Regions from separate parts of the Mus musculus genome. Here region 1 is linked to region 2. The links are chromatin contacts, found by Hi-C or POLR2A ChIA-PET in ENCODE. All regions are on one chromosome and are shown on one strand. Each heading gives the region's core, a stretch centred on a gene start or an enhancer-like site at or near the end of the contact. The rest is flanking DNA. Distances are from core to core; before and after follow the strand shown. Region 1 overlaps Tns1 (tensin 1). Region 2 overlaps Tns1 (tensin 1).

Evidence for each region. Hi-C counts contacts between places; a loop is a spot of excess contacts on that map. ChIA-PET counts read pairs that join two places held with the same protein, here RNA polymerase II (POLR2A).
Region 1: a map of gastrocnemius shows a loop between it and region 2 (2.0-fold over the local background). The contact joins two enhancer-like sites. A Hi-C loop is called at or near these places in 7 of 37 maps with a recorded cell type or tissue (adrenal gland, gastrocnemius, heart and 1 more). POLR2A ChIA-PET finds 5 or more read pairs at or near these places in 1 of 5 experiments (Patski).

The regions. Positions count from the first base shown.
Region 1 is chr1:74,041,422-74,044,930 of GRCm38, reverse strand. All of the region lies in intron 3 of Tns1 (tensin 1), which reads left to right. Among named protein-coding and RNA genes, the nearest start is that of Gm39664, 12 kb to the right of the region's middle. Within about 2 kb of position 2,130, at least 2 of the 3 ENCODE cell types and tissues checked have a DNase peak (open chromatin) inside an H3K27ac peak, as active enhancers do; they include gastrocnemius and heart, where a contact is called at or near this core.
Region 2 is chr1:74,003,843-74,007,352 of GRCm38, reverse strand. The region is part of intron 4 of Tns1 (tensin 1); the gene reads left to right. Among named protein-coding and RNA genes, the nearest start is that of Gm39664, 25 kb to the left of the region's middle. Within about 2 kb of position 2,130, at least 2 of the 3 ENCODE cell types and tissues checked have a DNase peak (open chromatin) inside an H3K27ac peak, as active enhancers do; they include gastrocnemius and heart, where a contact is called at or near this core.

The DNA.
Region 1 (3,509 bases), core at 881-3,380, 38 kb before region 2:
CAGAGGGAGGAGAAAAAGGAGGAGGAGGAGGAAGAGGAGGAGGAGGAGGGGAGGAAGGGGTGGGGAAGGGGAGGAGGAAGGAAAGTCACCAAGGGCTTGGGCTGGTGGTCGTGGGTAACCTCAGACTTTGGACAAAGGTATCCTGTCAGGGCTAATTCCCACAGGGCTACTGAGAGGGGACCAGTGGAAGCCCTGAAGATGAGAGGACAGTTTGTTAATGCAATGGTTTACTTGGGACAGCATGTGCCAGCCAAGTGTCCAGCCACCATCTGGACCATCTCACCTCCCTTCTGTCCAGCATCCAGCCTGGCTAAAGGTCAGCTTGTGGTGTGACTAGCATACTCCCCAGAGGCCACTGCCCACAGTCCTGGCCATGTTACAAGATTGTCCCCTTCGTAATAGCTGCTCCTGGCTTTCTCTGCCTCTTGGGCAGTCAGTGGGGACTGGGACTGGGCCCAGGGTCCCAGGGGTTTATAGATATTGGGCAGGGACAGGAGGTGGTGGAAGGTGGAGACCTGCCTCACTTTCCCAAGGCCATCTTCACATGTGTGATTATGCACCTCCATCTTTGTCATCTAAACTAAAAGAGCAGTCCTTGTGTTCCTATCCAGTGGACTTTTATTAGAGTCATTGATGTCCTCTAGATATGCGATGGTATAGGCATAAAGGAGAACCTGACATTTCTCTTGGTGTCTGATTAGTGTGGAGTAATCCAGAACCTTCGTCTCCTTGGATCTAAACTCTGTATTTCTGTGAATGCACTCAAAAGTACTGGTGTCTTCTGAGGACGATCACATTCTACTGCTAACAAAGCTGAACTCTTTGCCTTCAATGGTTGACGTTTCCTGGATTGAATTATTATTAATGTTTGTTATTAATGTGGGGCCACTGTTGAGGACAGTAGCCCAAGAGAAAAGTTCCCTTCCTAGTTCTGACATACGTATAAAGTCAGTTTGGTGTCTTTGCTCTTCTTTCGCCCCACCCCCTTGTGTGTCCCTCCTACACCTCAGCCTCATTACTGATAAGTATGTTGAACAAGCCAGGGCAGAGGACAGAGCCCTTTGGCAAGTCAGGAAGTTGACATTGATCTATTAATCAGCACCCCTTTGCTGGCTAGGAACCCACTAGGCTCCCATTCTCCAAGAATGTCGCTGTGATTCCTGGCACTGGGAACCTCCACCCATGCAATCTGGGTTTCTTAGACTACAGGGCTGGGGGTGGTCTGGTGTGTGAGGGAGGGGCTCTTAGGCTCCCTGGAAGGACCCAGATTCAGGCAAGAGACTGCTAGAAAGGGATGGAAGGAGGGGGAGGGGATGCCCATGAGGAATCCTGCCCTAGAGGTAGGGAGGCCCCTGGGGACCTCCCAGCTTTAAAGCTGAGTTTCACCTGGGAGACCAGGGGTTTAAGTGCCTTCTGCCGAAGACTAATATCTGCTTAGAAATGTGCTCCCAAGAACGTTTGAGGGGCTTGGTGGCCATCAGAGAGGCTGTAACTGGGAGGCACCAAATCTTCACTTCAGTCCTGAAGCTGATGGGTCCAACTACTTTTCCTGGCAGAAAACTGAGGCAGGCTTAAGGGAAGGACTCTTGTGTGTATACTGGGGGAAGAACAGTAGACAGGCTGCTTCCCACTGCATCTCCTGCCCGTGCTGTCTGTCACCAAAGACTAAGAAAGCATCTGCACCCCACCCCCACACTCCAAGTGTAATTCTGTGGTTCCTGTCAGTGATAAAAATATATGTAAATAAGATGTAAATACAGCTGGGTACTGGCTCTAAGGAACCCATAAGTGAAAATTCAGCATCTGGAAGGGAAGAAGAAAGGGGCTTTTGGGGACAGTGGTATAGATGTGGCTTCAGGGGTTACCTCTGAAGGAGCCCTGGAAAGAGGTCTCTCAGGGGAGACACTGATGACAGCCTCCTGGAGAACAGTCCAGAGTTATTCTTAGCTGCAGAGGGAGGGGCACAGCTCAAATGCACAGACAGTGACTGATGCAGAGGGTGATCCTGGGGTCTGGCTTGCAGCCAGCTGAGCTTTTTGTAAGTCAAAGCCCAGAGTAGTCCCTTGCCCCTTGTCCCTTGGGAGAAGAAGAGGTATACCCAAGTGTGCCCTCCCCCTGGGACCTGCATGTCCACCTTTGTCCTCTCAGAGTCAGAGATGGAGGAGAGAGTGGGGTGCAGGCGCTAGAATGGGTGACTTTCCCATCACGGGAAGATTTTGGAGGTGTTCTTTCCTATAGGGGCATTTGGTCTGCCCCTGAGGGTGTGTGTGTGTCACAGGCCAGGTACCCTCCAGAGTCCCCAGCTGTGCTCTGAGGTGACAGGGTTATGCTCAGCTGCTGGCTAATCCTACAGAAGGGCTGTGAGCTCAGGTCTACAACCAGACAGGATCCTTGCCACCTCCCAGAGCTCCCTGGAACATTCATAGAAATTCACGTTGTGTATGTGGGGTTGGGAGAGGCTCCATGTAGACAGTCACTAGTTGCTGATTAAACTGCAATGAAGAGACATATGCAGGGTTCTGGGGACCCACTGTGTGGATATGCTGCTGTAAGGCTGGCACATTGCATCCAACACACTAGGTCTTGACCCATCTGTGTCCTATCTCTGTCCCTGTGCTTTCTTTGCTTCTGGGGCCTTTTGTGCCCTCTTCTGTCCTGTTGTCCTGTCTTCTTCCAATGGAAATGCTTGTTTTAGCACCTGCTCTGACATAGACCATTCGTTTCTCCCTGTCTTTTTCAATGGCTTTTCTGTTGCTCCACCCGCTCTTCTCCCTTTCTCTCTTGGCTCTCTGTGACCCACCCTTTGTACCCTCTCTCAGCTCCCAGCTTCCCTGCCACATCTCTCTATGGCCCCTCTTCAGCTGATAAGCAACCCGCGGGTCCTGCTAGGTGTCAGGCGCTGCCAGCTCCCTTCTGGGGTCTGGTCTCCTTACTGCCACTGTCGCCCTGTCTCCTGTGCTCACACTTAGCCTCTCGCTCTCCCTTCCCCCACCTCCACAGGGCTTCAACACTGGTTATTATTCAGTTTTATGAGAAACCTCCAGGCCTGCCCTGAATGGACTGACCACAACTGGAACCAGATGTGCGATTTAAGCTTGGGGATACGAGGGAGGGAGGAAGGGAGGGAGGAAAGGGCACGGCTGGCTTGAGGGGGGCTGGGAAACCCTGGGAACTGGGGAATGGAGGGGAGGCAGGGAAGACCTAGGCAGTTTGGAGAGGCAATAGGGAGGAAGTGAAGAAGGGAGCAGCAGACTGTTTTCAGAAAGTGCCTTTACGGTGGGATGGCTCCTCTCCCCGCACCAAGTCCTCTGGCTCCTCTGGTATGGTTTCTAGGTACTCTGAGTTCTAGGTTCTACCCAGACATGGGAGCGTGCATGAGCAAGAAAGGTCCCTGTTGGGCAGAGGCAGAGAGAGAAACCTCCACAGACTTTAGAGGATAGCTGGACGGGGATGGGCATTTCAGAGGGGCCCTTATGCTGCTGCAGACATGGGGGAGGGCAGGAGATGTC
Region 2 (3,510 bases), core at 881-3,380:
CTGTGCAAGCACAGAGACCTGAGTTCAATCCCAGCACCGTGTAAAACCAGGCCCAGTGATGCTTACCCGAATTCCCAGCAGTGTGTGGTAACAGGAAGAGCCCTGGGTCTTGCTGGCCAGCCAGGGTAGCCAAATCAGTAAGCCTTATGTTCATTGAGACCCATTGCAAAATAAGGTGGAGGGTGACAGAGGAAGATACATGATGTTGATCTGTGGTCTCCACATCTGTGCATTCAGGTGCATGCACACACGCACATGCACACACGCACATGCACACATGCGCACACATGCGCACACATGCACAGAGAGAGCAGAGGGAGGGGAATGTTGGGGGGAATGAGCAAGAGGCTGAGAGAGGCTGTGAGCCTATAAGGGGCAGAGTTTAAATGCCCGTTCTCTACCTGTGACCACTGCAGTCTTTCACCATTCACTTGTCTCCCTGTGAGGTGAGTTAAGGTCATTTTCCAAGGAACCTTCAGGGCTGTAATGGAAGCAGCAGCACCTGGTCCCTAGTCTGCTGCAAGTCAAAGCTGTTGTTCTTGCTTTAGCCTTGGGAAAAGCTGCCTCAGGATCATGGCTGCTGTAGGGAGAGGCAGTGAGGCAGCTAGGGTGCAAAGATGTGAGCAGTGGTCTCAGGGACAGGGATACTGTGCAGAATGCAAGACAGGTGTGATGGGGATCCACCTTCAATGTCCAGACCTGGCCTGGCAGGGCTTAGGGACCCTGGGTGAGGCCAGCATTGTCCTTGTTTAGACTTTATATCAATCAGCCTCATAGCTGACTTTGAGATGCCAACTGACCCCAGGAGAGAGGCAGGGAAGTGACCGTGGGAATGGGCTCTGCAGGCCTGGGGCAGACCTTGTATTTATTCAAGATGCTGGCAGGTCTTCCATCTGTACTTCAGTTCCTATTATGGATTAGGATGCGGGGGCGGGGGGCGGTAAAGTTTCAAGGCCCTCTAAAACTTGTCTTGGAGCAGCATGTGAGGATGTAGTGTGCATGTGCCTATGTCTATACATGTGTGTATGCCTTTGTACATATGGTGTCAAAAGGTCCTTACCTAAAACTTAACAAAGATGAAGGTAAAGGCTTTTCTATGTTCAGGGGACCTAGGATGCTGCTGGGTGCCAATCAATGCTGAGCATAATAAGGTATCAGAGAAGAGAGCAAGGATACTTGTTCACACCACATATACTTCCCAAGGGCTCACAGTGTGCTGGGCACTGTTCTATCCTCAGAGTGGACGTTGCTCATATGTCAGTGAGAGGCAGGACGTTCTAAAGGATGTTATTAAGTATAAAATAGAGTGTTGGAGGGCAGTGTGTTCTAAGAAGAAAACTCAGGGATTGAAGAGATGGCTCAATAATTAAGAGCACTTACTGCTCTTGCAGAAGACCTAGGTTCAGTTCCGAGCACCCATGTCAGGTGACCAGACACGTCAGTTCTAGGTGATCTGATGCTCTCTTCTGGTCCACAGGTACTTGCACACACACAGTACACGTATGTACACTCAGGTGCATACATGCATGCACATACATAAAAAACTAAACATCTTTTTCTTTCTAAGACTAAAAGTCAACCAGAGAGTTAGTGTATGTACGTGCGTACATGCGTGTGTATATGTGTGTGTGTGTGTGTGTGTGTGTGTGTGTGTGTGTGTCCTTGTATGGGGGCTTACACTTGTGGTGTAATCAGGGCAGTTGTCTGAGGCTGCTACTTCTGAATTCCCAGCTGGGGGGACCAGAAATGAGTATCTCCAACAGGGTCCCGGATGGATCTAAGAGCAGACAGCCCAGCTCATGCCTGACTGCAGTTAACTACAGGGTGACCCAAAGCAGGTCCTAGTGGGTCCATAGGAGCTTCCCCACTGTGCCATGTGAGCTTGGGCAGCCTTAGCTGACTCTGCTTAGCTGGGACCAGTCCCTGCACTTTTCTGTTTTCAGGTAATCTAAGGCTGGTAGTGGTTAGTCCTGGAGAACTAGGGTAGAGGGGGTGCATACATGCCGGGCTGGGGGTTATGAACTCTGGAGGGCAGTCTGGGTGTTTGGAAATTTTTAGCTCCTTGGGAGACATGTGGGACAGTGTGTTGAAGGCATCTGACTGATGGTGAGTCTTGCCCATGGCTGGCCTCCAGCTGGCAAGGGGAAGGGGTGGGGGCAGAGGGGACAGTACTCAGATGATCCCTGGCAGGAAGGGCGAGTTTCTCCCGCTCTGCTGAGGCCTGTAGTTTTATACTAAATCTTATGGCTCAGAGAAGGCTGACAGGGGTTTGACTAGGACTGGGTGAGGTGGACCTCCATGTTATGGGGGAACCTCAGGGTAAGAGGTTAGCCGTAAGGACTAGCCTGTGCTGGGAGACAGGCCCTCTTCATAGGGGGCCTTTATTCTACTTGCTCAACATGCATTTCACTAGGCAGCCATGCTGGTGGGCAGCAAGGACAAGCAACCTCCTTTTGGTCACCCTGTAGTTAACAGCAGTCAGGCGTGGGCTGGGTTGTCTGCTCTTAGAGCCATCTGAGACCCCGTTGGAGATACACATTTCTGGTCCCTGCAGTATGGGATCATTCAGAAGTTCTAGGTTGGTGGGACACCCAGTGCCAATACCTTTCAGGGAGTCACAGTCCCCTCCTGGAGTGGCAGATAGAACTCTAGGAGCAATGGGGAGGTGAGCCTGGTCTAGGAAACTCCCATTCCTCATTATTCACTCTTCTGGGCACTTTTAGGATGAAGCCCTGGTGTTGACTTGGGTGGAGGGAGAATGGCTGGGATGGTCTATCCATGCATGTTTATTGATGGCCCGCTTCTGGTCCCCCTGGTCCCTGGCATGAGGGAGTTTCTACTGAGTTGTCACGGTGATTTCTTTGGGTGAAGGTAGACCAGGAATCCAAAATCAGGGCTGGAGAGCTGGCTTAGCAGGTAAGAGCACGTGCTGCTCACGCAGGAGACCTGAGTTCAGTTCCCAGCACTGTGTGGAATGGCTTCCAACAATATGTAAATGCAGTTCCAGAGATCCGATGCTTCTGGCCTGAATGAGTTCCTGCACTCATGTGAACAAATCCACACCCATGTATATGCACATGCACATAATTCAAAGAATAAAAACAAATCTTAAATTACCAAATTAACTGTGGTTGGATAAACACAGTGTATAGGGCCAGGTTAGACTATTCCTTTAGAAAAGCACGGATGGGAAGGCTAATGGGATACTACATGGGGTATAATCAGAGGAGGAGCCTACCAAGGAGGAGAAGGCATGGTGTGCAGTGAGCATGGGAGTGTTTTGTGTGTGTGTGTATGCGTGTGTGTGTGTGTGTGTGTGTGTGTGTGTGAGTACATGCATGCATGAGTGTGTGTGTGTGCCATAGGTACCAAGGATGAGGCCAGCAAGTCACTGGAGATATGGGACTTGGCAGTGATCCCAGGAGCCCATGCTTTTGGGCTTCTCTCGTCATATCTTGTTTGTTTTCTGGGGCTAACAGGCCATGGTGTTCCCTGCCTCTGTGGGTTCTT